2 separate regions of the Homo sapiens genome follow, and region 2 is linked to region 1. The links are chromatin loops, found by intact Hi-C in ENCODE. Cell type or tissue: PC-9. All regions are shown on one strand. Links, peaks and the distances in the headings refer to the core of each region. The heading gives the core; the rest is flanking DNA. Region 1 overlaps CDH23 (cadherin related 23). Region 2 has its middle 8.5 kb from the start of LINC03139.

Evidence for each region. Hi-C counts contacts between places; a loop is a spot of excess contacts. Peaks named below come from ENCODE experiments on the same cell type or tissue, not always from the same donor. Only the 100,000 strongest peaks of a DNase experiment are listed, where the experiment ranks them.
Region 2: a loop joins it to region 1, with 9 times the contacts of the local background. A loop is called at or near these places in 10 of 110 quality-filtered maps.

Annotation. Positions count from the first base shown.
Region 1 is chr10:71,762,074-71,770,073 of GRCh38, forward strand. All of the region lies in intron 38 of CDH23 (cadherin related 23), which reads left to right. The region is part of intron 1 of VSIR (V-set immunoregulatory receptor); the gene reads right to left. Among named protein-coding and RNA genes, the nearest start is that of VSIR, 7.4 kb to the right of the region's middle. RefSeq lists an enhancer at 4,264-5,463. In PC-9, for the core only: no CTCF peak of the experiment used is centred there; DNase peaks (open chromatin) are centred at 3,478, 4,828, 5,278 and 5,718; H3K4me3 peaks cover 946 bases; H3K27ac peaks cover 5,941 bases.
Region 2 is chr10:71,861,328-71,877,890 of GRCh38, forward strand. No RefSeq gene overlaps it. Among named protein-coding and RNA genes, the nearest start is that of LINC03139, 8.5 kb to the right of the region's middle. RefSeq lists enhancers at 12,292-12,361, 14,670-15,550. In PC-9, for the core only: no CTCF peak of the experiment used is centred there; DNase peaks (open chromatin) are centred at 3,954, 7,104 and 10,174; H3K27ac peaks cover 3,036 bases.

The sequences.
Region 1 (8,000 bases), core at 1-8,000:
TCCTGGCAACCCCAGAGCGGGGAAGAACCTTAGCCTCTGCTACTTCCCAGCCACAGGCCAGGGGCATGTCAGCTGACCTCCCTAAGACTGCCTTCTGCATTTGTTCACAAACCCCACTCCATCCTAGGCTGTTGTAGGGGGAGTCACAGAAGCTTCCCCAACTAGGGGTGCTCCTGGATGCTGGACAGGGCAGGGAGAGACTTGGAGGGCAGTGATGCAGTCGGGTGTGTCCCTCTTCCCAGTAGAGTATATGCAAAACCTGTTGGGTGGGAGGCAGGTTGGGGAGCAGGAAGGCTGTTTCGAACAGCAGCTCCTTGTCCTTGGCCGCTCTGTAGGGGCCATCAACACCTCTGCCCCTTCCTACTCCTAGGACTGAACATGCCTTCCCATCCTTGCCAGGGAGCACTAAGAGAGCACCTGCGTGTGCAAGGCCTGGGCCAGGTGCTGCATCTCACCTGCATGCTGAATGCATGGCCTCCCCTTGAGCAGACGAGGCCTGCATTCCCGACAGCAGAACCCCATGGCAAAGGCAATCCAATGCCAGCCCTCAGGGCACTTGGAGGAGGGAGGAAACAGCCTTCTGGGGACAGTCAGGGACTTCCTGAAGGAGGGAGAGTCTTTGGACTTGGTGCATAGATAGGATTTCAGCCAGTAGAAAGGGTGTCCTAGGCAAGATAGTGTGAAAATGGGAAAACCCAGTGTCTGAGGGACCGGGACAGAGAGTATATGAAAGGTCATCTCATCCATGCACGTCCTTCCAGCCAAACTTAGAAAACTGTCTAGTTCTGTTTGGTTTTTTTCACCAAGCAAATGAAGCAATTCCCTGGTCCACTTTGCCTTATCCCAATCCTCCAGCATTTAATTGGGTTGACCCTCAAAACCATGAGCTTTTGAAAACAGAATATTGGATAGAGGCCGCGTTTCTATCTAACTGTATGAGCCTCAGTTTCCTCCTCTGTGCAGTGAGAAAACTATTGGCTACAATGCAGGGTTGCAAAAGGACTAGATGAGGGAAAGATGAGAACACAAGATGTGAGCTCTAATGCCCTCTGCAGACATCTGAGGGATAGCTATAATTATTATGCGTTGGTGTTATTTTTATTTATTTATTTGTTTTTGAGACGGAGTCTCCCTCTGTTGCCCAGGCTGACCTTGAACTCCTGGCTTCAAGCAATTCTCCTGCCTTGGCCTCTCAAAGTCTTGGGATTACAAGTGTGACCCACTACGCCCGGCCAGTGGTATTTTTATTTTAAATGGCATGTCAGGCTGTTGTGGGTCTAGCAGAGAGGGAAGGAGGGTTAGAACTATGTACAGAATCCAAACTGATACATCCTTTTCATTGCCCCAGCCAGGGGCATTGCCCAGAACCAATATAATGCCACATCCTCCTTCAGATGCCCCTTCCCTGCCCTTAGAGCCCAGGACCCTCGGCGGCAGGCTGGGACCCACTGGAAGAGCTGAAAGCCTTGCCCAGCCAGGAGGGAGGCAGCCTGGTGGGGCTTCTGGAGCTGGCCAGCCTGTACTGGACCAGTAGCTGTGAGCCACTTAGACGCTGAGCCCCGACTCCTCACTCACAGATGTTTTTCCCAGAAATGAAAACATCTCCCTGGCAGAGTTGAGGCAACGGTTAGTAATAATTCACATGAAGTGTTCTGTAAGTGCCATGCGAGTAGTCGGCGCTTGGTACTTGGGAGCTAGACAGGTCTCTAATTCATTCAGCAAGTCAAGAAGTGCCTCCTAGGAGTGAGAAGCACAGTGGGATGGAGAAGCCAGCTTTAAAGTCTTTCCTGCTAAGGTGTGAATGACTGATAACAACTTGTGATCCGATCCTGGGGCGCTTGTGTTTAAAGGAGAGTCTCCAAAGGCACCAAAGCCCCAAACGGCATGTCTGCAAGAGTGGAGTTTTAGGCAGAGAGCCAAGTCTGGGAGCCCCAGATTTTTGGAGTCATTGTCAGGGTGAGCAGAGATTTCAGAACTTCTTTGGCAAGATACAGGTCTCCTTTTCAGGCAGAAACACAGAGACCCAGAAAGGGAAAGTGGTTGGACTGAAGTTCCAAAGTTCCAGAGGGTATGATCTCAAAGCCTGGAGCATGGGGGACTTCAGGTAACGCAGGATCTAGGCAGAACCGTAATAAGAAGACACAGCATGTGTTGTGCACTACGCTAAGGGTTTCATGGGCATATCTAACAATGCCATAAGGTATTGTTTTTATTCCCATTGCACTGATGAAGAAACTAAGGCACAGAGAACTTACGTAACTCACTGATGATCACACAGCAAGCAAGTGCTAGAGCTAGAATTAAACTCAGACACATAGACACTATACTGATGAAAAAAAAGGCCAGAAACTGGGAGCCCACAGGCCACATCCAGCCTTCACACATATTTCATTGGATCCTCAAAATCTTTTTAATTTTCTTGAGATGGCAACATTTAAAAACCAGGAATTTGACATGAAAATTCTGACTTCCAGCTCTCCTTAGAAAATCAGAAGATAATGCTAAACCAGCTTTCCCACAGGGCAACTGTCAGCTGGGGCTCAGTAGCAGCTTTTGGGGGGCACCGGCACTCCAGTTCGCCAGAGTCCGTCCGTACTACTCCCTAATAATTCCACCTGGCCTGCTTCACTCTCTCACCGTGGTTTCTTGGTCCTGTGGACATTTGAGTTTGTGATGAATGAGTGTGGCTTCTTGGGCTAGCTGGCATGGGACTCTACTGCCCAAACCCATTATGCTACAAATCTGACCCACAGACTCAAGAGAGGAGATGATCCACCCAGGGTCCCCAGGGAAAGCCTGGCAGTGCAGGGACTAGCCAACTCTCCTCTGCTAACCCACTGCCCTTACCCCTGCAGCAGGCTCAGTGGAAAAGGAGCCCCAGGAAGCTTGGCTGTGCCCCTGGTTTTGTCCGTGCTGGCCTGGACTTCCCCTTCACACCTGAGTGGGGTGGGTGTAGCTGCAAAACTATGGCTCTGCCGGGAAACAGAAGTGAGGAGGACCTAGGGAAAGGGCTCTCCCACGTACTCCCAGGAAGAAACAAAACCTGCCCCAAGGGGGCCCTGTGCTGCCCCCTTCCCCAGCAGGCCATGTGGCAGGTCCCACCAGCACCTCTCCCAGCTTCTGCCCCTTTCTCCCTTTGCCTGACATCACCTCCTACCCCAGAGCCACCCCAGGGCTGGGAGCTGAATTCAGCTCCAGCTTCAGCTACGGTAGTATTTACCACCAGCACACATACCTTGGGGGCTGGCCAAAGGGCTGGCTCAGCAGACACGGGGCTGCAGGCCAGAGGAGGGTATGGCAGGGCAGGCAGAGTAGAGCTGGCAGCCAAAGCAAGATGCGCAAAGCTGAGCTGGGTGGGGTTGGGGGCCCTCAAGTGGACAGAGGTGTGGACAAGTGGGGCTAGCGTGGTTGTTGGCCTGAGTGTCCCTGTGAACAAGGTGGGGCAGGGCACCAGGCTGGGAGCCCTCAGGGTCTAAGCAATGGGGTTAATGACCCCAGGATTGTACCCATAGCACCCGCAGCAGTAGGGAAGGGATGTTCTCCCCTGGAGGCAACTTCCTTGAGATGCACGGCGGGTGGGTGCATCAGAGAGAAAGCAGAGTTCAGGGAGTACGGGAGAGGGGGCATTGCTCAATCCCCCACACCTCCCCACCCCTCACACACTGGCCACCCATCCCACAGGTCCCAAAGGAGTTGTTCCCCTTTTAGAAAAAAGCTGTCTTAGGATTCAAGTTTGGGGAGCAGGGGAGGATGTTCAGTTTTCAAGCAAGAGGGCCAGACAGGAGAGGGTCCAGGACAAGCCAGAGGGACAGGACAAACCAAGGGTCCACAGGGGTTTGTCCTGGGGAGGGAGGGAAGGCCAGAAAACACCCCATTTACTGTGTCTGAGACTCCAGCTGGGACAAGGCCCACAGCAGCCTGTCGTTAGGAGGACACTCGAAGGCATGGCATGGGGGAGAGGGGCAGCGCACAGCACGCAGAGGGGCCTGCACGTGCCCCGCGGACTCCACATCTGTGCACATGCCTGTGTGTTGTCAGGGAAGCTGTGCAGCCCGGCTAAAATTACAATTCTTTGGCGAGAGGATGTTGCTTATTGTCAGGAGCAGATCCTTTTGGACACCTGGGTCATTGTCGGAGACCGGGAAAAGTGGGTGGGGAGGAAAGCCCCTGGCTCCAGGGTGGCCAAAAGCATGTGGGACAGGAAAATGACCCGGGGCCTGGGCCTGAGCATGTGCCAGGCGGGAACCGTCCAGTTGCCGTGCTGCTGTCAAGACCCAGGCCCCCCGCCCGCCACCCGCCACCTGCCACCAGGTAAGGAGGCAGGGCCACCTAGAGGAAGAGTGCCGTGAACCTGGGAAAGCCTGAGTCTCAGGAGTAAAACTCTCGCTTGGATTGCAACGTCCTGGGGCCTCAGTGTCCACTTAGTTGTGCCCTCATTGTGTGCCCTTGGGCAGATCCCACCCTTCTCTGAGCCTCCGTTTCTTCATCTTAACCTGAGGGCTGCCAGCTCTAAAATCCTGTGGGCAGGAGGGAAGAGCTGTCTTATGACCATGTATTATGTGCTAGGCTCTTGCTGAGCATCTTATACCTGTCACATTTAGTTCTCATAACACCCCCAACATGGGTGGTATCATCCCTATTTTAAAGATGAGGAAACAGACTCAGAGAAGTGACTTGCCCAAGGCCACACAGTGCTGTGTGACTGAGCTGAGATTCACACCTTGGACAGGCCAGCACTGCAGACAGGAAGAGCCACCCACCTCTCCAGAACCCTCCAGTGGGCAGGCGGGGCTGATGCCTCATCCTTCAGCTATTTAGAAAAAATGAACTGACCGTGCATTGACCTCCACGCCCTCCGTGCAACATTCCTGCTCTGCCTCAGACCCAAGCTGAAAACATCATTCTTTCATTCCACAAATATTTACCAAGGTCCTAACATGGGCCAGGCCCAGGCAGGGAGGCTGTGGGGATGCAGAGTTCCATCAGGGGCATCTGCTCAGAACTTGGGCCTGGACCTGTGCCTGAGATTTCTAGCTGTGGCACCCTCAGATGTTTCTGTCCCAGTACAAGGGAAAGGAGCTCTTGTTGGCATCTTCTCAGAATGCCAGTTTTTGTGACCTTCACCTCTCTCCACCCAGCAGGCCCCGGGTGACCCCTGTGAGTGTGCACGGGATGGGTGTGTGTGGGTGTGGACAGGCCTGTGTATTTTTCATGACAGGGCGTGAGCTTAGCCCACAGTCGCCAAGGCAACGCCCTAGCCTTTGGAGGTGGGACCCAAGCTTGGTTAGTCGGGCCTAGGAAGCCCCACCCAAACAGCTGAACTCTGACCAGCTGCTAGAGGTTGTCAAGTAAACAGTTATTAATTGCCTGCTGTGGCTGGCCCTGCACTAGATGCAAAAGGTCCCGTCCTTGGTCTCACAGGACATCCCAAAGAGAATGGGACCTGGTTCCAGCTCCCCGCCAGGCCCCATCCCCCAGGATGGTCCACAGGCTGGGGCTGGGGCTGTAGGAAAAGACTATGTTCTGTCTTTATCAAGATGCAGAGGGAAACAGAGGCATGGATCAATCAGGACTGGGGCTGCCAAGGCTAAGAAAGGAAGCGTCACAAGGCATAGGCTCAGGGCCTGAAGCCAGCAAGTCTGCCCTGGGGCTTTCTGGCCAGTGAGGACAAAGGGCATCTCAGATGTGTTTATTGATACCTGCCCCCGCAGGAAGTGTCCATTCACATCAGACCAAGGGGGCTGGGAAGGGGAAGCCAGGCTCTATTGAAGGAAGCGGCACTTCCAGCACCTTGGGAAAGCCTCCGTGCATCCGGGGCTGGAGCTGGAGGCTAGCATGCCTCCCCAGGGAGGGCCTAGGCAGCTGGCCAGAGGTCCCGGCCCGTGGATGCTTCTGTGGATGAACCCCTCCCAGACTCCCCAGGCCCTTTTGGAGGAGGACTGTGTGCAGCTCAGGCTCCCGGCTCCAGCCAGCCACCCTCACGCTTCTATGCTGTGAAGACGTCCTCAGGGTCCAGCTCAAGTCTTTTTGCCCCCTACTACTCTGTGCCAGGCATCATTCTAAGTGCTTGTTTGTTTGGTTGGCTTTGTTGCTGTTGTTGTTGTTGTTGTTGTTTGAGATGGAGTCTCGCTCTGTTGCCCAGGCTGGAGTTCAGTGGTGCAATCTCAGCTCACTGCAACCTCCGCCTCCCAGGTTGAAGCAACTCTCCTGCCTCAGCCTCCCGAGTAGCTGGGACTACAGGCACCCGCCACCACGCCTGGCTAATTTTTGTATTTTTAGTAGAGACGGGGTTTCACCACGTTGGCCAGGCTGGTCTTGAACTCCTGACCTCATGTGATCCACCCGCCTCGTCCTCCCCAAGTGCTGGGATTACAGGAGTGAGCCACTGTGCCTGGCCGTTTGGTTGGTTTTCTTTAGTGAGCTAGGGTCTTGCTCTTCACTCAGGCTGGAATGCAGTGACAATGAGATCATAGCCCACTGTAACCTCGAACTCATGGGCTCAAGTTATCCTCCCACCCCTGCCTCCCAACTAGGACTACAGACACATGCCACTATGCCCAGCTAATTTTTAAATTTTTCATAGTGATGGGGTCTCGTTATGTTGTCCAGGCTGGTCCCCTGGCTTGAAACTCCTGGCTTCAAGAGATCCTCCCACCTCAGCCTCCCAAAGTGCTGGGATTACAGGCATGAGCCACTGTGCTCGGCCTCATTCTAAACACTTTTACATAGATTAGTTTATGTAATCCTTCCACCCTATGAGGTAGGTACTAGTATCATCTCCATTTTACAGATGAGAAAACGGAAGCACAGAGAGATTAGTATCTTGCCCACAGCCTCACAACTAATAAGTGATGGTGTCAGGATCTGAACCCAGGTAGTCAGCCTCTGGAGGTCTGGTGCCATCTGACTACTCTCTAGAGAATAGAGGTAGCTGGGGACTGACTGGAGGCCCCACCTCCTTCTTGAAGACGGACAAATGTCATGACCAATGAAAGCCCAGCTTGCCTGGCCACGTCTACCACATAGTTTTACTTTTGGTTTTACATTAAATAACATTGAATCATATATAGAAGAGGTTATTCCCTTTACAATTATTTCAGTCCTGATTACATCAAAGAGAAAGTCTCAGTTTGATGCTAATATGTCTCTAAAACATTTGCTAATCTCCTTTTCTTTTTAAATTTTATTTTATTTTAATTTTTTGCAAGGGAAAGCAGCAGTTTTCAGACTCCGAGCCTTCCCAGGCTAAAGTTTCCAACTAGAATTCAATACCCTTATATGGTTTTCCTGTTACGTTCTTTTATGGTTTTGTTCTATTTATGACAAGTGATACTGGCTTTCCACTAATGACAGCGATAAAAAGTTTCCTTTTAAAGATCTACATACTCAAATAAAAGAATGAGTAGATTTAAAGAAAAAAATAAGTAAATATTATGAAAGGCAGACACTGCAGAGATCACAAAGGTGATAAGCAAATGACTGAAGCTAGGGAAACACCATCATGGAATTAACCTTCAGAGGAGGGTGGTCAGCCTCACTGAGACCACGTCACCCAACCTGTCCATTGCACAGACAAAGGGGAAGTGTGTGTTTGTGTTCCCATGATGAGTGAACAGCAGAGGCAGGGTTTGACCCCAGGTCCCCATGGGAAATAAGATCCTACGCAGAAAGGCTAAAGGAATGGGCTTGCTTGGCTTGGTAAGTAGCAGAGCAACCTCATTATTGGATTACTGATGAGAAAGATGGTGGCCACTGTCTTTGTCTTTGGTGATGGCCAGCCAAAGTGAATGGACCGAATGTAAAAAGATCAGATGTAAGAAAGATCCACCAAGATAAGCAAACCCAGGGCCAGGCTTGCCTTCAAGTTGCAATGTCCCCATCTCCTGACAACTTTAAGAAGAGAACCTGTAGGCACCTCCATGGGCATTTCAGACTGTGAGGGCCTACAGGGGCTCACAGGTAGCTGGACGCAGCCCATGCACCCTTCATACTCCAGGCTT
Region 2 (16,563 bases), core at 3,545-11,544, 100 kb after region 1:
TAATTAGTTGCCTGTTAATATACCTGACTGTCAACTGATCACTCTATATACATAATCTCTCTTTTTTTTTTTTTTTTTTTGAGATGGAATCTTGCTCTGTTGCCCAGGCTGGAGTGTGGCGGCTCGATCTCAGCTCACTGCAATCTTTGCTGCCCAGGTTCAAGCAATTCACCTTCCTCAACCTCCTGAATAGCTGGGATTACAGGCGTGCACCACCATGCCCAGCTAATTTTTGTATTTTTAGTAGAGACGAGGTTTCATCATGTTGGCCGGGCTGGTCTCAAGTTCCTGACCTCAAGTGATCTGCCCGCCTTGGCCTCCCAAAGTGCTGGGATTACAGGCATGAGTCACCATGCCTGGTCAATATATACATGATCTCTATTATTTATTTATTTATTTGAGATGGAGTTTTGCTCTTGTTGCCCAGGCTGGAGTGCAATGGCACAATCTCGGCTCACTACAAACTCCACCTCCCGGATTCAAGCGATTCTCCTGCCTCAGCCTCCCAAGTAGCTGGGATTACAGGCATGTGCCACCACTCCCGGCTAATTTTGTATTTTTAGTAGAGAGGGGATTTCTCCATGTTGGTCAGGCTGGTCTCGAACTCCTGACCTCAAGTGATCCACCCGCCTCGGCCTCCCAAAGTGCTGGGATTACAGATGTGAGGCACCAAGCCTGGCTACTTATTTATTTTATTTTAAAATAAATATAGCATCTCACTATGTTGCCCAGGCCGGTCTCAAAATGGTCTCAAACTCCTGGCCTCAGGTGATCCTCTTGCCTTGGCCTCCCAAAGCACTGAGATTGCAGTTATGAGCCACTACACCTAGCCAATCTCCAATCTATTCTTTCTTTCTTTCTTTTATTTCTTTCTTTTTTTTTTTTTGGCAGTCTCACTCTGTTGCCCAGGCTGGAGCGCAGTGGTGTGATCACGGCTCACTGCAGCCTCAACCTCCTAGACTCAAGCAATTCACCCACCTCAGCCTCCCAAGTAGCAGGGACCACAGGCACATGCCACCATGCCTAGCTAATTTTTGTATTTTTAGTAGAGACAGAGTTTCACCATGTTGGCCAGGCTGGTCTTGAACTCCTGACCTTGTGATCCACCCGCCTTGGCCTCCCAAAGTGCTGGGATGAGCCACCGTGCCTGGCCAAGCCTCCAATTTTTAAATCAAAGGTTTGATTACTCCCATTTTACAGATGGGGAAACCAAGTCTCAGAGAGGCCGACTTGCCTAGGATGTCCCTGGTCCTGATAGAACCAGGATTCAAGCCCAAGATCATTTGGGGTCTGAAGTCTATGCAATGTTGTCTCCATTGAGAATCAGAATTGCCCAAGGGAAGCAGACACGAAGTACAAAGATCCACCAGGCCACCGGGGGCTGATGCCATCGCACTCCACCTTTCCACATTCCCACTCCACATGCCTGAGCAGACGCTATGACTGACCAGTCTGATCTCAGAGGTGCAGTGTACTGCTCAGCTGTGCAGATAAATCTGTTAAGGTGACAGAGCTGTCCCCTGGGGTCAGCTTAGTCTTAAGGACTTAATCTGGTTTATGTATCAGACTCTTGTAAGTTTCTTCAGGAGCCTCACCCTGAAAACCTTAACCTTTTCTTTGGGCCAGGTAAACCAAGATCCTTGGACCCCAGTGTCTTCATCAAGATTGTGACACCCTATGAAGACACTTCCCAATTGGCCCCTGGCCTCCACAATGACACCTATCCTAATCCTCAGGGCAGTGGACTGAGAACACGCTTGGCTCAGGCTGGACGTTTGTGTCTTAAATGACCTTGGACACAAGTGGGCTGGAATTAGGGCCTCTGAATCTTTAGGTTTTCTGGAGATTTCCATTATAAGTTATGATCCTGTCTTCAGAGTTTCTTTATCTTATTAGGAGTTTGACTGAGTACTACTCTGAGTTCGAATTACCTCACCCAGGAACCCAACACCCAACCCAAACCTGAGAGCTTTGCTTATAGAGAGAGGACTGGCTTTCATGTCAGGGACCTGGAATCTCCTCCTTGATCTGCTTCTTGCTGGCTGAGTCACCTCTGGGGAGAACTTCACCTCCCCATACTTCAGTACGTGCATTACGAACATGGACGTAGTCTGGCAACTGGGAGGAGCTGTGCCCACCGAAGGAATCATTGTGCCTTTAAGGGCATAAACCTGGTTTGAGATCAAATCCGTCCACTGAAACATTAATTCAACAATCCTCCCACCTCAGCCTCCTGAGGAGCTGGGACTACTGGTGTACATCACCATACCCAGCTAATGTCTTATTTTTTGTAAAGATAGGGTCTCACAATGTTGCTCAGGTTGGTCTTGAATTCCCGGGCTCAAGGGATCCTCCCACTTCAGCCTCCCAAAGTGCTGAGATTACAGGCATGAGCCACTGTGCCTGGCAGATTTGTACACTTTATTTATTTATTTATATAATAAATAGAGATGAGGTCTCGCTATGTTGCCCAGGCTGGATTCAAACTCCTGTCCTCAAGCGATCAGCCCACCTCGGCCTCCCAAAGTGCCAGGATTACAGGCATGAGCCACCTCACGCAGCAAATTGTACACTTTTTTTTTCCCCGAGACGGAGTCTCGCTCTCTCACCCAGGCTGGAGTGCAGTGGCACGATCTAGGCTCACTGCAACCTTCGCCTCCCAGGTTCAAGTGATTCTCCTGCCTCAGCCTCCCGAGTAGCAGGGACTACACCACATGTGCCACCACACCCAGTTAATTTTTGTATTTTTAATAGAGATAGGGTTTCACCATGTTGGCCAGGCTGGTGGCGAACTCCTGACCTCTAGTGATCCCTCCACCTCGGCCTCCCAAAGTGCTGGGATTACAGGTGTGAGCCACCATGCCTGGCCCCAGTTGTACACTTTAAATGTGTGAATTGCATGGTATATAAATTATAACGCAATAAAAAAATTTTCTTCTTCTTTCTGAGACAAGGTCTCTCTCTGTTGCCTAGGCTGTAGTGCAGTGGCACAATCATGGCACATTACAGCCTCGACCTCCTGGGTTCACATGATCCTCCTGCCTCAGCCTCCCAAATAGCTGGAACCACAGGTGTGTGCCACCACACCCAAATAACATTTTTTTTTAAATTTTTTTGAGATGGAGTTTTGCTCTTATTGCCCAGGCTGGAGTGCAGTGGCGCAATCTTGGCTCACCACAACCTCCGCCTCCCGGGTTCAAGCAATTCTCCTGCCTCAGCCTCACGAGTAGCTGGGATTACAGGCATGCACCACCACGGCTGGCTAATTTTGTATTTTTAGTAGAGATGGGTTTTCTCCATGTTGCTCAGGCTGGTCTCGAACTCTCAACCTCAGGTGATCCGCCTGCTTCAGCCTCCCAAAGTGCTGGGATTACAGGCGTGAGCCACCGCACCCAGCTATTTTTATTTTTTTTTGAGATGGAGCCTTGCTCTGTCACCCAGGCTGGAGCGCAGTGGTGAGGTCTCGGCTCACTAAAACCTCCACCTCCTGGATTCAAGTGATTTTCCTGCCTCAGCTGGGACTGCAGGTGCATGCCACCAAGCCCGGCTAATTTTTTTTTTTTTTTTTTTTTTTTGTATTTTTAGTAGAGATGGGGTTTCATCATGTTGGCCAGGCTGGTCTCGAACTTCTGACCCCAACTGATTCACCCACCACAGTCTCCCACAGTGCTGTGATTATAGGCATGAGTCACCATGCCTGGCCTCCTTCTCCTTCTTCTTCTTCTTCTTCGTCTTCATCTTCATCTTCTTTTTTTTAAAAAAAGAGGCAATAAAATATTTCTCTTAAGCAATCTAGCTTGAAAGTGTCCAGAGGAGGAGACGCTAAGGTCCAAATCCCGCTCTATCCCTTAGCTGTACCAACTGTGAGATCCTGCTGGGCACCAACCCTTGGTGTCCTCATTCAGAAGGTGGACAGCCCCTGGGCCTAGGCTGTTGTGAAAATGAGAGGAGGGCAGGGAGGAAATGCACCTGGCACTGGGCCTGCTGTGTGCTGGTCAGGATGCCATCAGCAGGAACAACAGGCGGAGGAGGCTGCAGGTGAATGATGGTGTTGGGGGAAGTTCTTTCCCTTTTATTTATTAAGAAGGGGAGGAGGGTTTCTTAATGGAGAAAGAAAGTGGGGAAACTATCCCAGAGCCTGTGCATCCCAGGGGACCTTTGTTCTCCAACCTCCCCTCTCCCAGCCCCACCCCCGCCATGGGCCTATATCTGCTCCACAAGCCCCCACAAGTGTAGTTACCTGGCAGCCCCATCCCCATGGTTGCCTCACCCCAGTGCTGGTAGCAGGACAAGGGGGCTGCCGAGGCTGGAGTGATGTCAATGCTGGGGGAGGAGAGAGACCCTCAGTCCACTGCCACCAACCCTGCCAACAGCAGTTGCTGAGGAGCGTGCTGTGCTGACTGTGGGCTGGGCTCTTGCTTCCCCTCATCTGCCCACAGTCCAGGTGTTCCCAGCATCCCCCCATCCCCTCCCCCGCCTGCCCAGCTGCTGAGCCAGTGTCTGACAACACCCAGACCCAAGATGTCAGAGCCTGTCCCCTGCATCCCAGCGGGAGCTGTTCCTGGACTCAGAGGCTGTGGTCTACAGAAAAGGCCCTGATAGGAGTCTGAGCTGGTTCCTAGTCCACACTCATCACAACCAAGCTATGGGACTTTGGGCAAGGCACTGCGCCCCTCCGGTTGCGCTGTCCCCATCACCAATGTGACTGTGGGAGCCAGGGTACGGGTCATCCAGGCCCCACTCCATGGTAGCACAGTGGCCCTGGAGGCCAGTGCTTCTGGTGGTAGGTGTCCCAGATGATGCTGGCCATTTGCATGGGCTCTCTCTGGCCCTGGAAGGAGTGAGGGCAAGGGTTGGAACCCTACTGTGTGCGGGACTCTGTGCCCTCCATGTGCTCCACCTCATTTAAACTTCACCGACCCCATGGGTCCAGTGTGAATAAGTGGGCAGGCTCTTCCAGGCCTCATGGTCAGACAGTCTGGACTCATATCCCATCTCCACCATGGACTAGCTGAGTGACCCGGGCAGAATATTTACCTTCTCTGTGCCTCAGTTTCCCCATCTATAAAATGAGGCCAAAATAGTACCTTTCTAACGGAGTAGTTGGGACAGACTGATTGAATACATGTCAACTGGGCAGAACAGTGCCTGGCACACGTTAAGCCCACAATAAGGTTAACTGTTGTTATTACTAGTCCCATCTTATAAGGAACTTGGGGCTCAGGGAAGCTAAGTGGCTTGCCCAAGGACACACCGCTAGAAAATGGTGGGGCAGGGCTTTCCACTTTTTTTTTTTTTTTTTTTTTTTGAGACAGAGTCTTGCTCTGTCACCCAGGCGGGAGTGCAGTGGTGCCATCTTGGCTCACTGCAATCTCTGTCTCCAGGGTTCAAGCAATTCTCCTGCCTCAGCCTCCTGAGTAGCTGGGAGCACAGGTGTGAACCACCACGCCTGGCTAATGTTTGTATTTTTAGTAGAGACGGGGTTTTGCCACGATGCCCAGGCTGGTCTCGAACTCCTGACCTCAAGTAATCTGCCCCCCTCAGCCTCCCAAAGTACTGGGATTACAGACATGAAGTTGATGTTCCTTCCCACCACCCAGTACTGGACCCCTTAAAAAAAATCCTGAGATGAGCAGTGTGGTAAATGCTGATGGTCTCAGGAATGGCATTAAAAAATAATCATGTAGCCAGGCACAGTGACTCACACATCTAATCCCAGATCCCAGCACTTTGGTAGGCCAAGGCAGGTGGATCATTTGAGCCCAGGAGTTCGAGACCAGCCTGGGCAACGTAGCGAAACTCCATCTCTACAAAAAATTATCCGGGCATGGTGGCAAGTGCCTGTAGTTCCAGCTACTCAGGAGGCTGAGGCAGGAGGATCACTTGAGTCCAGGGAGGTACTGGGTGGTGGAGTGCAGTGGGAGACACCACTGCACTCCAACCTGGGTGACAGGGTGAGACCCTGTCTCAAAATAATAAGTGGCCAGGCACAGTGGCTCACGCCTATAATCCCAGCGCTTTGGGAGGCCAAGGCGGGTGGATCACCTGAGGTCAGGAGATGGAGACCAGTCTGACCAACATGGAGAAACCTCGTCTGTACTAAAAATACAAAATTAGCCAGGCATGGTGGTGCATGCCTGTAATCCCAGCTACTAGGGAGGCTGAGGCAGGAGGATCTCTTGAACCCAGGAGGTGGAGGTTGTGGTGAGCCGAGATCGCACCACTGCACTCCAGCCTGGGCAACAAGAGCGAAACTCCGTCTCAAAAAAATAAATAAATAAATAAAATAAAAAAGAAAGAAAGAAAAAGACATGAAAATAATGATAACAAGGTTTATTTTCTGATTACCAAGGCAGTACAGTAGTCCCCCTTGCTTATCCAAGGTTTTGCTTTCTGCAGTTTCAGTTACCTGTGGTCAACTAAGTTCCAAAAATACTAAGACATTTTGAGAGAGAGAGAGAGAGAGAGCATGCTGACCTAACTTTATTACAGCACATTGTTATAATTGTTCTACTTATTTATTGTTGTTAATCCGTTACTGTGCCTGACTTATGAATTCAACTTTTATCACAGGTGTGTATGTATAGAAAAAGCAGAACATATATAGGGTTCGATACTATCACTTAGGTCTCAGGCATCTACTGGGGCTCTGGGAAAGTATCCCCTGAAGATAAGGGCGACTACAATATTTGTTCACTATCAGTAACTGAGAAAATGCGGAAAAGCGGAAAAGAGACAAGTAAAAATATTTTTCCCTTCGGGGAAAACCCTTTCTTCTTTGGATAACTAAAAACCTGATCTCCTGCATGTTGTGAGACCTATCAAAGGGAGGTGGCCTTCACTCACCTTAAGCAAGGCTTGACGTTGTCCAAGGGCCCAGCAGGAGATATTGCCAGCACCCACCCTCCCCAGGGTAAACACAGCCCCTTCCACTCCCTCCTGGGGCCTTCGGGCCCCACCTGGGGTCACAGCCTTGAGGATGCACACTGCAAGCCACAGCCTGCAGCTGCTTAGGTCATGTGATTCAGTGAATGCCAAGCCACAGGGCTCAGTCCTCCTCAGAATTGTCTGGGTCACCCAGAACACCCTATGTGAGCCATGTGATTCAGCGGGGTCACATGCTGAGCCACAGGCATTTGACTCCATGCCAAATGTCATCACTTCCAGAAAGTTAGCAAAAAATTATGGTGGCTCTGGTGTGGCAAGCACAGGGCAGGGCAAAGGAGACCGTCACTCCGAGATACCAACACCTGTTAAAAGAGGATGAGCTGGGAGAAGCGGATTGCTTGAGCTCAGGAGTTCAAGGCAGCAAGGAGCTATAATCATGTTTTTTTTTTCTTTTTTTTTTTTATTGATCATTCTTGGGTGTTTCTCGCAGAGGGGGATTTGGCAGGGTCACAGGACAATAGTGGAGGGAAGGTCAGCAGATAAACAAGTGAACAGAGGTCTCTGGTTTTCCTAGGCAGAGGACCCTGCGGCCTTCCGCAGTGTTTGTGTCCCTGGGTACTTGAGATTAGGGAGTGGTGATGACTCTTAAGGAGCATGCTGCCTTCAAGCATCTGTTTAACAAAGCACATCTTGCACCACCCTTAATCCATTCAACCCTGAGTGGACACAGCACATGTTTCAGAGAGCACAGGGTTGGGGGCAAGGTCACAGATCAACAGGATCCCAAGGAAGAAGAATTTTTCTTAGTACAGCACAAAATGAAAAGTCTCCCATGTCTACCTCTTTCTACACAGACACGGCAACCATCCGATTTCTCAATCTTTTCCCCACCTTTCCCCCCTTTCTATTCCACAAAACCGCCATTGTCATCATGGCCCATTCTCAATGAGCTGTTGGGTACACCTCCCAGACGGGGTGGTGGCCGGGCAGAGGGGCTCCTCACTTCCCAGTAGGGGCGGCCGGGCAGAGGCGCCCCTCACCTCCCGGATGGGGCGGCTGGCCGGACGGATGGCTGACCCCCCCCACCTCCCTCCCGGACGGGGCGGCTGGCCGGGCAGAGGGGCTCCTCACTTCCCAGTAGGGGCGGCCGGGCAGAGGCGCCCCTCACCTCCCGGACGGGGCGGCTGGCCGGGCGGGGGGCTGATCCCCCCACCTCCCTCCCGGACGGGGAGGCTGGCCGGGCGGGGGGCTGACCCCCCCACCTCCCTCCCAGACGGGGCAGCTGGCCGGGCGGGGGGCTGACCCCCCCACCTCCCTCCCGGACGGGGCGGCTGGCCGGGCAGAGGGGCTCCTCACTTCCCAGTAGGGGCGGCCGGGCAGAGGCGCCCCTCACCTCCCGGATGGGGCGGCTGGCCGGGCAGGGGGCTGACCCTCCCTACCTCCCTCCCGGACGGGGCGGCTGGCCGGGCGGGGGGCTGACTCCCCCACCTCCCTCCCGGACGGGGCGGCTGGCCGGGCGGGGGGCTGACCCCCACCTCCCTCCCAGACGGGGCGGCTGGCCTGGCGGAGACGCTCCTCACTTCCCAGACGGGGTGGCTGCCGGAGGGAGGGACTCCTCACTTCTCAGACGGTGCGGCTGCCGGGCGGAGGGGCTCCTCACTTCTCAGACGGGGTGGCCGGGCAGAGACGCTCCTCACATCCCAGACGGGGCAGCAGGGCAGAGGCGCTCCCCACATCTCAGACGATGGGCGGCCGGGCAGAGACGCTCCTCACTTCCTAGATGGGATGGCGGCCAGGCAGAGACGCTCCTCACTTCCCAGATGGGGTGGCGGCCGGGCAGAGGCTGCAATCTCAGCACTTTGGGAGGCCAAGGCAGGCTGCTGGGAGGTGGAGGTTGTAGCGAGCCGAGATCACGCCACTGCACTCCAGCCTGGGCACCATTGAGCACTGAGTGAACGAGACTCCGTCTGCAATCCCAGCACCTCGGGAAGCCGAGGCTGGTGGATCACTCGTGGTTAGGAGCTGGAGACCAGCCCGGCCAACACAGCAAAACCCCGTCTCCACCAAAAAAATACGAAAACCAGTCAGGCGTGGCGGCGCGCGCCTGCAATCGCAGGCACTCGGCAGGCTGAGGCAGGAGAATCAGGCAGGGAGGTTGCAGTGAGCCGAGATGGCAGCAGTACAGTCCAGCTTCAGCTCTGCATCAGAGGGAGACCGTGGAAAGAGAGGGAGAGGAGGGAGAGGAGGGAGAGGAGGGAGAGGAGGGAGAGGAGGGAGAGGGAGAGGGAGAGGGAGAGAGCTATAATCATGTTACTGCACTCCAGCTTGAGCAACAGTGGGAGACCCAGTTTCTTAAGAAGAAAAAAAAAAAGGAAAAAGTATCCCAGCACTTTGAGAGGTCGAGGCGGGCGGATCACAAGGTCAGAAGTTTGAAACCAGCCTGGCCAATATGGTGAAACCCCGTCTCTACTAAAAATACAAAAATTAGCTGGAAGTAGTGGCAGGCACCTGCAGTCCTAGGTACTCGGGAGGCTGAGGCAGGAGAATCGCTTGAACCCAGGAGGCGGAGATTGCAGTGAGCCAAGATCGCGCCTCTGCTCTCCAGCCTGGGCGACAGAGCAAGATTCCATCCCAGAAAAAAAAAAAGGAAAAAGTTAATATTAAATACTAATTTTAAGTAACTATAAGTAATTACAACTATTTTCACTTTAAACATTAAGTAAAATAATATAAAATTAAATTAAAAATTTAACCTAAAAAATTTAAATTAAGTAAATGTTAATACTCATTAATCTAATTAAATTAATGAAAATCTGCAAAAACAAAGCAAAAAACCCTTAACCATGCCAGCACTCTGTAAGTTCTCAATAACACATTTAAAAGTAAACTGAGGCACAATAAAATTAGAAGGTTTATTTATTCATATTTTATTTTATTTATTTATTTATTTAAAGACAGGGTCTCACTCTGTTGCCCAGACTGGAGTACAGTGGCACGATCTTGGCTCACTGCAACCTCTGCCTCCCAGGCTCAAGCAATTCTCCTGCCTCAGCCTCCCGAGTAGCTGGGATTACAGGCATGCGCCACTACCGCCGGCTAATTTTTGTTTTTGTTTTTGTTTTTGTTTCAGTGGAGACAGGGTTTCACCATGTTGGTCAGGCTGGTTTCCAACTCCTGACCTCAAATGATCCACCTGCCTCGGCCTCCTGAAGTGCTGGGATTACAGGCGTGAACCACTGCGCCCGGTGTAGAAAGTTTATTTGAGCAAATGATGACTCATGAATCAGGCAGATCCAAACCAGAAGTGATTCATGAGCTCTACTGAGAGAACACAGCTGGGACAGATACAGAAGTAAAGCTAAGGTGGAGGCTGCAGTGAACTAAGATCGCCCCATTGCACTCCAGCCTGGGCAACAGAGCAAGACTGTCTCCAAAAAAAAAAAAAAAAGGTAAAGCCAAGAAAATATTTGATTATTTGATTTGGCAGGGCACGGTGGTTCACACCTATAATCCCAACACTTTGGGGGGCTGAGGCGGGAGGGTCACTTGAGCCCAGGAGTTCAAGACCAGCCTCGGCAGCATGGCGAAACCCCATCTCAAAAAATACACAAAATTAGCTGGGTGTGGTGTTGTGGGCATGTGGTCTTAGCTGCTTGGGAGGCTGAGGTGGGAGGATCACTTGAGCCCAGGAGGTTGAGGCTACAGGGAGCCATGAACATGCCACTGCACTCCAGCCTAGGTGACAGAGCAAGACTCTGTCTCTAAAATAAATAAATAGGCATGACACAGTGGCTCACGCCTATAATCCCAGCACTTTGGGAGGCTGTGGTGGGTGGATCACTTGAGGTCAGGAGTTGGAGACCAGCCTGGCCAACATGGTGAAACCCCATCTCTACTAAAAATATAAAAATTAGCCAGGCATGATGGTGGGCGCCTGTAATCCCAGCTACTCGGGAGGCTGAGGTGGGAGAATTGCTTGAACCCGGGAGGCTGCAGCGGGAGAATTGCTTGAACACAGGAGGCTGAGCCGAGATGGTGCCACTGCACTCCAGCCTGGGAAACAGAGCAAGACTCCATCTCAATAAATAAATAAATAAATAAATAAATAAATAAATAAATAAATAAATAAAATAGAGCTTGCAGTCCCTCAGAGAGCACCCTAGTCCAATGGCCTCCTTTTACAGGAAGAGAAACTGAGGCCCAGAGGGATCAAGAGGCTCCCCCAAGGTCACCCAGCAAGAGGCTAGAGCTGGGACAAAACCCCCAAGTTTCTGACTCCCTGGGCAAGGCTTTTTCCACTGTTTTGGTCTTTGGCCATAGAGATAATCTGCTTAAAAAATTAACTTGGGATTTCATGTAATCACTGAGGCCTCAGAAGCCTTGCCCAAGGAAAGACGAGGAGGGTTTATTAAGCTTTGTTCTAGGAGTTACAGGGACAAGGCCACATAGCAGGGCTAGAAACTGATGTGTGCCACCCTCCTCCAGGCCAGTAGCAGCTTGTATTTCTAGAAAAGGCTTAATTTTCCAGGTCAGGGCAGGTCCCAGAAGGCACCTTCTGGGGATGCGGCTGGACCCCGTGACTCAGCTGATTCCACATTATTCTCTGTTTCCCTCCCCACTCAGGGTGACTGCCAGATTCTGGCCTCCCTTGGGCCTTCAGAGATGGAAGTGATCTTAGGTTGTTGGTGGGTCCTACAACCTATAGTGGAAAGGTGACCATCTAATTTTTTTTTTTTTTTTTTTGAGACAGAGTCTGGCCCTGTTGCCCAGGCTGGAGTGCAATGGCGCGATCTCGGCTCACTGCAACATTCGCCTCCCAGGTTCAAGCAATTCTCCTGCGTCAGCCTCCTGAGTAGTTGGGGTTACAGGTGTGCAACCACTTCCAGCTAATTTTTGTATTTTTAGTATAGATGGATTTCTTTTCTTTTTTTTTTTTTTTTAGAAGGAATTTCGCCCTCTCACCCAGGCTGGAGTGCAGTGGCATGATCCAGTCTTGGCTCACTGCAACCTCCGCCTCCCGATCCAAGCGATTCTCCTGCCTCAGCCTCCCAAGTAGCTGGGATTACAAGTGCGCACCACCATGCCCGGCTAATTTTTTGTATTTTTTTAGTAGAGATGGGGTTTCACCATGCAGCCCAGGCTGGTCCCAAACTCCTGACCTCGTGATCCACCTGCCTCGGCCTCCCAAAGTGCTGGGATTACAGGCATGAGCCACCACGCCCGGCCTGAGATAGGGTTTCACCATGTTGGCCAGGCTGGTCTCAAACTCCTGATTTCAGATGATCCACCCGTCTAGGCCTCCCAAAGTGCTGGGATTACAGGTGTGAGCCACCATGCCCACTTGTGTCTAATTTATCATCCTCACCAGGACACTTTTGAGCATGGCCAGGGACATCTGGTCACCCAGCCACTGCTATCTCTGAGCATCATGATGGGTTGAAGAGTCAGTGAGCCGGCGGTTGAGGACCCACTGTGCTTGGGTCCCATACCTGATGAGAAAGAAGGGCCCAAGTCCCAGGCCTGCAAAACCACAGCCCTAGAAGGAGTGAGAGCACACAGCCAGCATGACCCAGGAAACTAGAACTGAAACCCTCAAAGCTGAAAGGTCTAGATGACTGTCCTTACTGTCCCAACGGGGAGCACACAGCTCTGAAAGGCCAAGGGCCTTGCCCAAGGTTACCCCCCGAGAAGATCAGAGACTCAAACCCAGGTTCCCAACTCTCAGCTCAGTGTGCGCTGTGCCACCGGTTCCCTTTCATCTGCAAACCCCCTGCCTATCTGGAAGGTGTGCACACAGCCTGGAAGCTTGTTATACTGGATTGTAAAAATTGTTCCTTGCCCTGGACTGGTGTGTGGCTTTGTTTGTGTGTGGCTTCCTAATCCTGCAGCCCCTGTGGGTGGGGAGGTCCCCTTTGCAAATAAGCGTGCCAGGCTCCAGAACCCAGGGAGAAGGCAAATATTTCCTGAACTAAACCTGCTCTCAGCACTTCCACTACTACTACCCCAGTCCAGGCCACCATCATCTCCCAGGTGGCCTCAGTGGCCTCTAAGTGGTATCCGGGATCCTTCTCTTTTCCCCACTCTTCATCCTCCATGTCAGAGCATGGAGCCTGGGTGCAGATCCCACACAACTCTCCCTCAGAGCTATCCACGCTCAAATCCTGGATGCACAGCAATGTCATGTGGCTGCCATCCTCCTGTCTGGCTTCCCCGTGTCCCCTTTCTTTCTTTCTTTTTTTTTTTTTGTTTGAGATGTAGTCTTGCTCTGTCGCCCAGGCTGGAGTGCAGTGGCGCGATCTCTGCTCATTGCAAGCTCTGCCTCCCGGGTTCACACCATTCTCCTGCCTCAGCCTCCCGAGTAGCTAGGACTACAGGCACCTGCCACCACGTCCGGCTAATTTTCTGTATTTTTAGGAGAGATGGGGTTTCACCGTGTTAGCCAGGATGGTCTCGATCTCCTGACCTCGTGATCCACCCGCCTTGGCCTCCTAAAGTGCTGGGATTACAAGCGTGAGCCACCGGGCCCAGCCCCCCGTGTCCCCTTTCTTGGTATCCTGCCACCTCACACAAGAAAGGCACAACTCCCGCCCAACTGGGCCTTCCATGGGGCAGTGCCCTGTGAACAACCTCCTACCCCCAGTAGGTAGTTAGAGAGGTACCTGGAGGCAGAGCCTGTTCTCAGCACACTATGAGGGCAGGAACCAGGGTCACACTCCTTTGGCCCAGATAAGGCTCAGAAGTGAGAACGTTGTCATGGGGCCACACCCTTATTTGAATTTCAAACATGAAGCCAGGGTTTTCTGACAGAAAGAAAGTCTTGTCTTGCTTGACTGTGTTGATGGGGCGTGATGTGGCAGGCATTCTTCTTAAAGGGACTAAATGTGTAGCCCCAGTTTTGTGTGGAAAAAATATTTATTTATTTATTTATTTTTATTTATTTATTTTTTTTTATTGATCATTCTTGGGTGTTTCTCGCAGAGGGGGATTTGGCAGGGTCAGAGGACAATAGTGGAGGGAAGGTCAGCAGATAAACACGTGAACAAAGGTCTCTGGTTTTCCTAGGCAGAGGACCCTGCGGCCTTCCGCAGTGTTTGTGTCCCTGGGTACTTGCGATTAGGGAGTGGTGATGACTCTTAAGGAGCATGCTGCCTTCAAGCATCTGTTTAACAAAGCACAACTTGCACCGCCCTTAATCCATTCAACCCTGAGTGGATACAGCACATGTTTCAGAGAGCACAGGGTTGGGGGTAAGGTCACAGATCAACAGGATCCCAAGGCAGAAGAATTTTTCTTAGTACAGAACAAAATGAAAAGTCTCCCATGTCTACCTCTTTCTACACAGACACGGCAACCATCCGATTTCTCAATCTTTTCCCCACCTTTCCCCCCTTTCTATTCCACAAAACCGCCATTGTCATCATGGCCCGTTCTCAATGAGCTGTTGGGTACACCTCCCAGACCGGGTGGTGGCCGGGCAGAGGGGCTCCTCACTTCCCAGTAGGGGCGGCCGGGCAGAGGCGCCCCTCACCTCCCGGACGGGGCGGCTGGCCAGGCGGGGGGCTGACCCCCCCACCTCCCTCCCAGACGGGGCGGCTGGCCGGGCGGGGGGCTGACCCCCCCACCTCCCTCCCAGACGGGGCGGCTGGCCGGGCGGGGGGCTGACCCCCCCACCTCCCTCCCGGACGAGGTGGCTGCCGGGCGGAGACGCTCCTCACTTCCCAGACGGGGTGGCTGCTGGGCGGAGGGGCTCCTCACTTCTCAGACGGGGCGGTTGCCAGGCAGAGGGTCTCCTCACTTCTCAGACGGGGCGGCCGGGCAGAGACGCTCCTCACATCCCAGACGGGGCGTCAGGGCAGAGGTGCTCCCCACATCTCAGACAATGGGCGGCCGGGCAGAGACGCTCCTCACTTCCCAGATGTGATGGCGGCCGGGAAGAGGCGCTCCTCACTTCCTAGATGGGATGGCGGCCAGGCAGAGACGCTCCTCACTTTCCAGACTGGGCAGCCAGGCAGAGGGGCTCCTCACATCCCCGACGATGGGCGGCCAGGCAGAGACGCTCCTCACTTCCCAGACGGGGTGGCGGCCGGGCAGAGGCTGCAATCTCGGCACTTTGGGAGGCCAAGGCAGGCGGCTGGGAGGTGGAGGTTGTAGCAAGCCGAGATCACGCCACTGCACTCCAGCCTGGGCACCGTTGAGCACTGAGTGAACGAGACTCCATCTGCAATCCCGGCACCTCGGGAGGCCGAGGCTGGCGGATCACTCGCGGTTAGGAGCTGGAGACCAGCCCGGCCAACACAGCGAAACCCTGTCTTCACCAAAAAAATACGAAAACCAGTCAGGCGTGGCGGCGCGCGCCTGCAATCGCAGGCACTCGGCAGGCTGAGGCAGGAGAATCAGGCAGGGAGGTTGCAGTGAGCCGAGATGGCAGCAGTACCATCCAGCTTCGGCTCGGCATCAGAGGGAGACTGTGGAAAGAAAGGGAGAGGGAGACCGTGGGGAGAGGGAGAGGGAGAGGGAGCGGGAGCGGGAGCGGAAAAAATATTTAAAGATGATATACAGTCTACAGCAAACCACCAAATGCATCATTTGCAAGTTTAGGCTAATGATAAAAATTTCAAAGGGGCCAGGCACATTTGCTCATGCCTGTAATCCCAGCACTTTGGGAGGCCAAGGAGGGCGGATCACCTGAGGTCAGGAGTTCGAGACCAGCCTGGCCAACATGGTGAAACCCCCGTCTCTACTGCAACTATAACGATTAGCCGGGTATGGTGGCAGGTGCCTGTAATCCCACTTACTCAGGAGGCTAAGGCAGGAGAATCGCTTGAACCTGGGAAGTGGAGGTTGCAGTGAGCCGAGGTCGTGCCATTGCACTCCAGCCTGGGTGACAGAGTGAGAGTCCATCTCAAAAAAAAAAAAAAAAAATTTGAAAGGGGTTTTTTAAAGGGTGCCTGTGGACAAAGTGTGATCACTGTTGTGTGGAAGTGATCCTTTACGATCCCAATCAGATCACACCATTTGCTGTTCACACATCTCCAGTGGCCTCTTTTGCCTTTGAGCATGCCCAGGTCGTTTCCCCCCAGTCTGGAGGCTCTTGCCCTTTGCTCCTGCTCCAGATATTCATTCTGCATCTGCTCCCTAGCAGCTTTCTCTCTGCCATCCTGCCATCTTTTCTTCTTGCCATGCTAGCATATGTTTATTTATGAGTGGCAGCTGTATCTCTAGTCACTAGGTCAGGACCTGGTATATTCTAGGCGCCCTGGAAGCATTCTCCAGAAACAGAGGTGCGGTGAGGAGAGTTTGGATCCAGTTTGGACTGCAGATAAATGTTTGTGAGGCTGGGCATGGTGGCTCACACCTGCAATCCCAGCGCTTTCAGAGGCCAAGGCGGGAGGACCGCCAGAGCCCAGGAGTGAGAGACCAGCCTGTGCAACATAGTGAGACCCCTGTCTAATTATTTTAAAAAAGGTTGTTTGTGAAATGACTGAGCAAGTAAATAATGAAGGAGTGAAGGAACTTGGACTGATGACCTGGAACACCTGTACCCTTCTCCCACTCCAAAAAACCCCTGCCCATCCTCACAATCCAGGGCCAGCATCACTCTTTTTTTCTGGAAGCTTCCTCAGTATCCTGGGTATGGGTCCCCTGTGATTCATGGAGGACCCCCAGTGGGGCTCC